Linked DNA regions of Homo sapiens: regions 1 and 3 are each linked to region 2. Evidence: chromatin loops called from intact Hi-C (ENCODE). Cell type or tissue: right lobe of liver. All regions are shown on one strand. Region 1 overlaps PPARG (peroxisome proliferator activated receptor gamma). Region 2 overlaps PPARG (peroxisome proliferator activated receptor gamma). Region 3 overlaps PPARG (peroxisome proliferator activated receptor gamma).

The links. Peaks named below come from ENCODE experiments on the same cell type or tissue, not always from the same donor. Only the 100,000 strongest peaks of a DNase experiment are listed, where the experiment ranks them.
Region 1: it touches region 2 in a loop (10-fold over the local background); 4 of 110 quality-filtered maps call a loop at or near these places.
Region 3: it touches region 2 in a loop (2.4-fold over the local background); 2 of 110 quality-filtered maps call a loop at or near these places.

The regions. Positions count from the first base shown.
Region 1 is chr3:12,404,837-12,407,336 of GRCh38, forward strand. PPARG (peroxisome proliferator activated receptor gamma) reads left to right here. Exons shown (of 8, transcript NM_138711.6): 6 at 1,046-1,245. Among named protein-coding and RNA genes, the nearest start is that of TSEN2, 78 kb to the right of the region's middle. RefSeq lists enhancers at 667-1,866, 763-1,342. In right lobe of liver, no CTCF peak of the experiment used is centred here; a DNase peak (open chromatin) is centred at 1,115; H3K4me3 peaks cover 602 bases; H3K27ac peaks cover 2,133 bases.
Region 2 is chr3:12,350,269-12,352,768 of GRCh38, forward strand. All of the region lies in intron 2 of PPARG (peroxisome proliferator activated receptor gamma), which reads left to right. Among named protein-coding and RNA genes, the nearest start is that of PPARG, 62 kb to the left of the region's middle. In right lobe of liver, no CTCF peak of the experiment used is centred here; DNase peaks (open chromatin) are centred at 73, 323 and 1,063; H3K4me3 peaks cover 1,118 bases; H3K27ac peaks cover 1,576 bases.
Region 3 is chr3:12,408,876-12,411,375 of GRCh38, forward strand. All of the region lies in intron 6 of PPARG (peroxisome proliferator activated receptor gamma), which reads left to right. Among named protein-coding and RNA genes, the nearest start is that of TSEN2, 74 kb to the right of the region's middle. In right lobe of liver, no CTCF peak of the experiment used is centred here; a DNase peak (open chromatin) is centred at 1,466; H3K4me3 peaks cover 439 bases; H3K27ac peaks cover 1,302 bases.

The sequences.
Region 1 (2,500 bases), 55 kb after region 2:
TGTTCTGGGATTCAGCAGAGACAGAGTCTTGCTAGAGACATAAACAAATATGACAGTCTCTGCGCTCGAGGAGCATATAGTCTAGTGAAGCCGATCACCATAAAAACGCATGGCTGTGATACCACATCGTGAGTGTAAGAACAGAGCTATGTATGCATGGGGAACAGTGGACATGATGGCCAGGTACCCTTATTATGGGAAACATAGAACCCAAAGTGTGTTCCCAAAGGAACATGATTCAAAATAATATTTTGCTGAACATATTGGTAAGAAGGAAAGAAAACATATCTGAGTTGAAAAGTTACAGTTTATTTTTTCCCCAAACTAGTCCCCACTAACCCCTCTTACATTTTCCTTGTTGCTTTTCTTTCTTTCATTATCTTCTTTGACACTTCCTCACCCTACAGGCAGCCAGTTTGTCTTTCTGACAAACATCATTAAGTGGTAACTCTGGAGAGTCGGGAGATAACTATGGCTTCTCTCCGCTACATGTAAAAGTGCTCTCTGGACTAGTAAAATGTGATAAAGCACCATCCATATTTCTTTTTAACAGAGACAAACAAATCTTATAAACTCCCTGAGAACAAAGCCTATGTCTGTACAACTTTGAATTCTGCACAGTTTCGTATTTTAATTCGTGAAACGTGTTGATCCTTCTAGTGCCTGACCTTAGGTCAAGTGCTGGGGATACAAAGAAGGTGACCTTTGAATTGGGTCTTGAGGGATGAGTAGGAGTTGGTTCTCAATTATTTCACGTTTAAGTCGACATACTTCCCTCCCTTTGCTAAACTCGAATTCTTTCACTTTCTCAGCAGGAGTATGCATTAACTTTTAAAAATGAAAGTTAACGGTTTAATTTTTACTGATGGTCTGTGCTACTTTTGTGAAATAAAAACATGAGCAAAGTGGTAGACAGAAACCAGGACTCAAGAGCAGTGGAGGAGGAGGGCTTCTACTGTGTGGGAACGAGGGCTGGGAGAGCACAGTGTGTGTTCAGAGCAGTAGTAATCCAATGATTCATCCTGTCATTCCTCTTCCTCTATAGCCATCAGGTTTGGGCGGATGCCACAGGCCGAGAAGGAGAAGCTGTTGGCGGAGATCTCCAGTGATATCGACCAGCTGAATCCAGAGTCCGCTGACCTCCGGGCCCTGGCAAAACATTTGTATGACTCATACATAAAGTCCTTCCCGCTGACCAAAGCAAAGGCGAGGGCGATCTTGACAGGAAAGACAACAGACAAATCAGTTAGTTCTCTTCTGCTGTCTTCATTGGGGGAGGCGGGAAGTTGTTTTGGGTTTTTGTTTCTTTGAGTAAATGGTTTACTGCGCTACAAATGCACACACAGAATATTGTTCAACTGTTGGCTGTTAACATATTGCAGGCTGAGTCTGAAACGCAGGAAGTGTTTTCAGATAGCACAAGTCAACATTATTTTGAAAAGGGAGAAAAGTCCATAAAGTTTTTGAGAATAGTGTAACAATGTATTGGTCATCCTAACTTTAATGAATGAACTTAAGCCCCCTGAGCCTATCACCCTCTTTTAGGATCCATCTCCTTTCTCGGCATCAAAATAACTGGCCACAGCAATATTCATTCAAGCAGCCTTGCTTTCCTCTGGGAAGAACCCGACCTAGGTTTAGAAAAGGTATTGAATCCCACTATTTCACCTTTCAGGAGAACTACCAGAGTTACCTCTTTTTTTTTTTTTTTTTTTTTTTTTGAGATGTCGTCTCACTTTGTCGCCCAGGCTGGAGTGCAGTGGCACAATCTCGGCTCACCGCAACCTCCGCCTCCCAGGTTAAAGCGATTATCATGCCTCAGCATCCCGAGTAGCTGGGATTACAGGTGTGCACGACCATGCCTGGCTAATCTTTGTATTTTTAGTAGAGACGGGGTTTCACCTTGTTGATCAGGCTGGTCTAGAGTTACCTCTTAAGAAGTTCAACATGAGGCATAAAAATAGATTCTAGATATTATGTTACCTTTCTTTCCTTGTAGCATTCTTGATTATTCCGGGGCAACTAGAAGCTCTATCCTTTTATTACATATGTGAATTTTATCTTCTGCAAGGCTCTGAGCTGCCTGGACTACTTCAGTGGACTCTCCAACATCTGTTCACTCATTGAGCAGCACTGTTTAGAAAACCCAGAATGGGTTGTAATTGTTACTGAGTTAGGTTTTCCAAGCAGCAGAGCTCTTCTCTGACTGGAAACTGAGAAAACAACATGGAATTATAGAATAAAATTGTACCTGAATTCTAGTCCCAATTCTGCCATCAGCTTGGATGACCTGGATCATGTCTCTGTACCTCAGTTTGTTGTTGTTGTTGTTGTTGTTGTTTTGAGACAGAGTCTTGCTCTGTTGCCAGGCTGGAATGCAGTGGCGTGATCTCGGCTCACTGCAACCTCCACCTCCCTGGTTCAAGCAATTCTCCTGCGTCAGCCTCCCGAGTAGCTGGGATTGCAGGCGCATGCCACCATGCCCAGCTAATTTTTTTGT
Region 2 (2,500 bases):
TTTGGGGCTTAATGGCACAGTTGCTCAACTCCCCCACTTTATTCCGTGATGTTCAGACCCAGCCAGCATTTCCCCATCAGGCTCTTGCACCATGATTGACAGGGACACTTTTACTAGTCCCCTTGAAGAATGAATAGTTACTCAATGGAGATTAACCAGATATATATTTATTTTACTCAGAATATCACGATAAGTATAATTCAGAGAATTATTGCCTTCTAATATACTGCCCTGTGTGGGGGCGTCTTTGAAAGTCCGCAAAGTCACTGCAATTCTAATAGGCCACTCATGTGACAAGACCTGCTCCCACATCGGTAATTTGGCACAGCTAGTATTTCTCCTTGCCAAAAAGGGCAAAGGCCTTGAGCAAGAAGCCAGCTTTTTCCTGATTACAAAACTGACCACAATTCCTCGCCAACCTAACAGCGTAAGTCTATTTTTTTCTGGTGGTGTGTTATTCTTCTCATAGAGAACTCCATTTTTTCATTATGACATAGCACTTATCGTTTAAACATCAATTGATGTTCAAACATCAGCTGGTGTAACATTGCTGCAGTTGCTATTGATGGATAAGCTGAAGTTTTTAAGAAAGCAAACCCGATGTATAAAATTGAAACCATATCAAACCCTTCTTCATTCTCTCAGCTATTTAATTTTACAGAATTTAGATAGCAGTCAGTATCATTTTGGGCTTCACAAATCAGTAGAGTAAGTACCTTAGGAATATAACATTTCAGTAGCATGCTGATACCAACGTTTAAACTATGGATACATATTTGAATTCCAAATTTTTCTTCAAATAATGTGATTAGAGATTCAACCAGGAATAGACACCGAAAGAAAACTTTGCCCAAATAAGCTTTCTGGTATTTCATAAGCAAGAGATTTAAGTTTTCCATTTAAGAAGCAATTGTGAATTTTACAACAATAAAAAATGCAAGTGGATATTGAACAGTCTCTGCTCTGATAATTCTAAATACAGTACAGTTCACGCCCCTCACAAGACACTGAACATGTGGGTCACCGGCGAGACAGTGTGGCAATATTTTCCCTGTAATGTACCAAGTCTTGCCAAAGCAGTGAACATTATGACACAACTTTTTGTCACAGCTGGCTCCTAATAGGACAGTGCCAGCCAATTCAAGCCCAGTCCTTTCTGTGTTTATTCCCATCTCTCCCAAATATTTGGAAACTGATGTCTTGACTCATGGGTGTATTCACAAATTCTGTTACTTCAAGTCTTTTTCTTTTAACGGATTGATCTTTTGCTAGATAGAGACAAAATATCAGTGTGAATTACAGCAAACCCCTATTCCATGCTGTTATGGGTGAAACTCTGGGAGATTCTCCTATTGACCCAGAAAGCGATTCCTTCACTGATACACTGTCTGCAAACATATCACAAGGTAAAGTTCCTTCCAGATACGGCTATTGGGGACGTGGGGGCATTTATGTAAGGGTAAAATTGCTCTTGTAGTTTGTCTTCCAGGTTGTGTTTGTTTTAATACTATCATGTGTACACTCCAGTATTTTAATGCTTAGCTCGTTGCTATCGCGTTCATTTAAAAACATGTTCAGAACCTTAAAAAAGGAAACCTAACCTAATCTATTTTATCTCTGTGCATGGCTCCCATTTCCTGAATTTTAAGCATTAAAGGTATAGTTATATCCAAAAACAATCCTGTTCATTTTTATTTCCTGAGTTTGCATAGATTTCCCAAGAATACATAAGGGCTTTTTAGACTTGAAGGGTCACTTTTTCCTCTTTTCATCTCATATGTTAGAGATCTCTCATAACTGTTTTTATCCCTCTTGCAGCACTTTTATTCCTCTTGAAGTACTCTCAGCTCTTTTCTGTTCTATTTTGAAATCTAGGTATTGTGTGTGCACTTCAGCTCTCCCAAAGAATTGTAAATTCCCAGAGTGTAGGACCAAGTGGTGCTCTTTATTAGATTTCTTAGGATACTTCCTAGCATAGTGCCTAATGCATTGCAGAATAGATTGTCGGAACCTTGAAAAATATCTGTTCCAAGCATCACATTTTATGCATAAAGAAAATGAGGTCCCTAAAACAGTAAATGCCTATTGCAAGTGACTACCTATTAACTTCTCTTCAGATGTGTCAGAATCAGATACCTCCTTTTCAATATTTCTTTCTTGGCCATTGCAAAATATAAGTTCTCCATTTCTATAGCTCCTTCTACTGGAGTTTCTTAGCACAGCCTTTTCTGTTTTGTATTGTCTCGTATTGATGTCTATATTTCTATTCATTTTATTTTTCTCTTCTCAGATTCTGTGTAAAAATAGATTGTTAGCTAGTGTGATTCATGTTTTATAATATAAGTGCTAAAGCATTAAAATTAAGTCACTTAATTGCTGAAATGGATGGCTTTACATTTTAACCTTTTAATTTTCCTGGAAGCCTGAAGTTTGAACATATTAGTCACCGTTTTTAAAATATAAAGCTTTTTAAAAATGAGTAAGAAAATGTTTCCTGAAG
Region 3 (2,500 bases), 59 kb after region 2:
ACACTACTGGTGTGCAACGTGCTCTTATCTGTGTTACTGGAGGACACCCTCAAGATACCTCACTCCAGTTGACTCCTTGGCTCTAAATCTTTGAGTTAAAAAATAAGGAGGTTCTTTATGGAATAAACAGGTATTAAGCTATTTAAAGGAGAGGGCTGCGAAATGCTTGATTATGGGCTTTTCAAGTTCAGAGGCCAAGCGTTTGTCATTTTCTTCCAGTAACTAGGACTGTGTCTTGCCCCTAATAGTTACTCAGACTATATTTGCTTAATTGAATTAAACACAGTTGCCTATGCCCTTTGAAATTCTGGACTTTCAACAGAGGGCCTCTAGCCCAATATTTGCTTACCAAACTGGACATCATTGATGATCTGGATTCAGGCAGGGTCTGGAAAAAGAGAGACTGGGCCAAATTAAAATAATCCATTCACTGATGACACAAAACTAAACTACAATTGTTTGGCACCCTCTCTTCTCCTTATCTTGCAAAATCAAATTAAGCACTAGTGGAAAGAAACAGTTCAGAGAGGAATATGGGAAAGGAAAAAAAAAAACCAAAATGTGATTTCCAACGAGACTAGAGATTTGTTCTTTATCTACATGGTCATGTTACTCATTTGATAGCATCTATCTCAGGGGTATTATGTTATCTCTTGGCCAGGACTCATGAAAGTTAAGATTTGCATTGATAGGAAAAGTTTTGCAGAAATATGGACTCTTGAGAGGGTGGGAGGTATATAAAAGTGGCTATGGCTGTGCAGCAGAGCAATTTGCATTTCTTATACACCCTGCTTGAGACTGATGTCATTAGTGTTGGTTAGGCCAAGGCTGGGGGAGGCTACTCAGAATAGTGGGTGACCAATTACCCAGAACCTTTGGAAAAGGAAATGACTTGATTGAAGAGGCCATTCTTTAAATGTATCTTACTGCTCAATTTCACCATTGCCTATTGTAGAATGCGCCCTGCCCGCTCAGCATTTGCCTCTAGGCAGACCAGGACTCCTTCCCCTCCCCAACTAATCTTCCTTCTCCTGTATCTTATTCCCTAGGGCCACTTGCACCTTTCAAAATGGATAAATTAAATTCCCCTGCTCCCCTTCTACCAACTTTAACATCATATCCTTGGTGTATGATGCCCTACTTTTCATTGTTTTGCCTAAATAAGAGTATGCTTGGGAATTTTAGGCTTAGGGCTGGGAAAAGATGGGATATGGAATCGTCAGCTATAGATTGCCGGACAAGAAATTTTAGGAGCAGTAGACCTTTCAACCGCCCTCAATAGGATGGAACTGACTGTCCCCACAACCTATTTCCCTTTCAGTGGCTTGCTCCAGCCAAGGCCCCTTATTTAAGAGATCTTTGTGCGCTCTGAAAACCATGCATATGCCAGAACTAGGTGCTCTGTTTCATGAAGGCAGTTTGATAACTGAATGGACTTTGGAAGTGCCCAGTGTTTGACTATTACCCTGGTGCGATGATCACACTGGGCGTATCATTGTCACATGATCCCATGTTTGTTGATGAAAATAAACAGTGGTTTTCAAAAACCATTTTCAGTGCCATGGTTTGTCATAAAACAATAAATAGAAAAGCGCTTGATGTACCTGCCAACTTTTCACCCCTATCTAAGAGATGGCGAAGCTCCGGCTGCACTCTGTCTGCAAATAAGGAATAAAACTTTTTATTTGTGCTATATTGGACTTTGGGTTCCAAAGCATCACATTGTTTATGGTAGGTACATGTGGAGTCACTGTATTTATAATTATAAGAGCAAACTGGTGCCATTGGAAAAAATGGTCTTTCTAAATAGTGTGTGAAATATGAAACTAGTGAAGAATAAAATCAATATGGAAATGTAAACTTCTATGAAAACATTTCCTTACCCATTTAAGTTTGTGCATTCTGAAATTTACAATGGCCATCAAACCCAGTGACTCAAAGCTATTGGAAAGATATCTGTCCTTTTAAATCCTACACTTACAGCTAAACAACGTATGGGTTCTTTTCCCTTTATCTCTGGAAAAGCCCGACTGAGCTGGAATTTGCTCCCCAAAGGAAAGACATCAGGCAGAATCCTCAGAGAAAGGGGCTTAGGGACCCCAGTAGAAATAAAATCAGGATAGTAGTGCCAATTCATTTCTGGGGCTGCTGGAGAAGTTAGGCTTCTGGGATCATTCATCCATGTATCAATATTAATAAAATAAATTCTTCTATTGCCAGGACTGTCAGGAATAGCTAAAGATGTAAAAGATCTAAACCAGTGTGTTCTTTCAGAGAATAAGTTAAAAATAATATTTTATAGAGTTAAAAAGAAAAGCACTTGGATTTTTTTTTTCCAATGGCTGGACTCAGTTGGCCAATACCCTTGTTTGCCTGCTGAGTAACTCTTTGGCTGGCAATTGATTTTTTTAAGAGCTGTGGTTATGTGCTAGTTCATTAGCATGTGAATAATTCTTCATATTAAGTTTTCATTTGTTTGTCGTAAATCTCTAAACCCTGC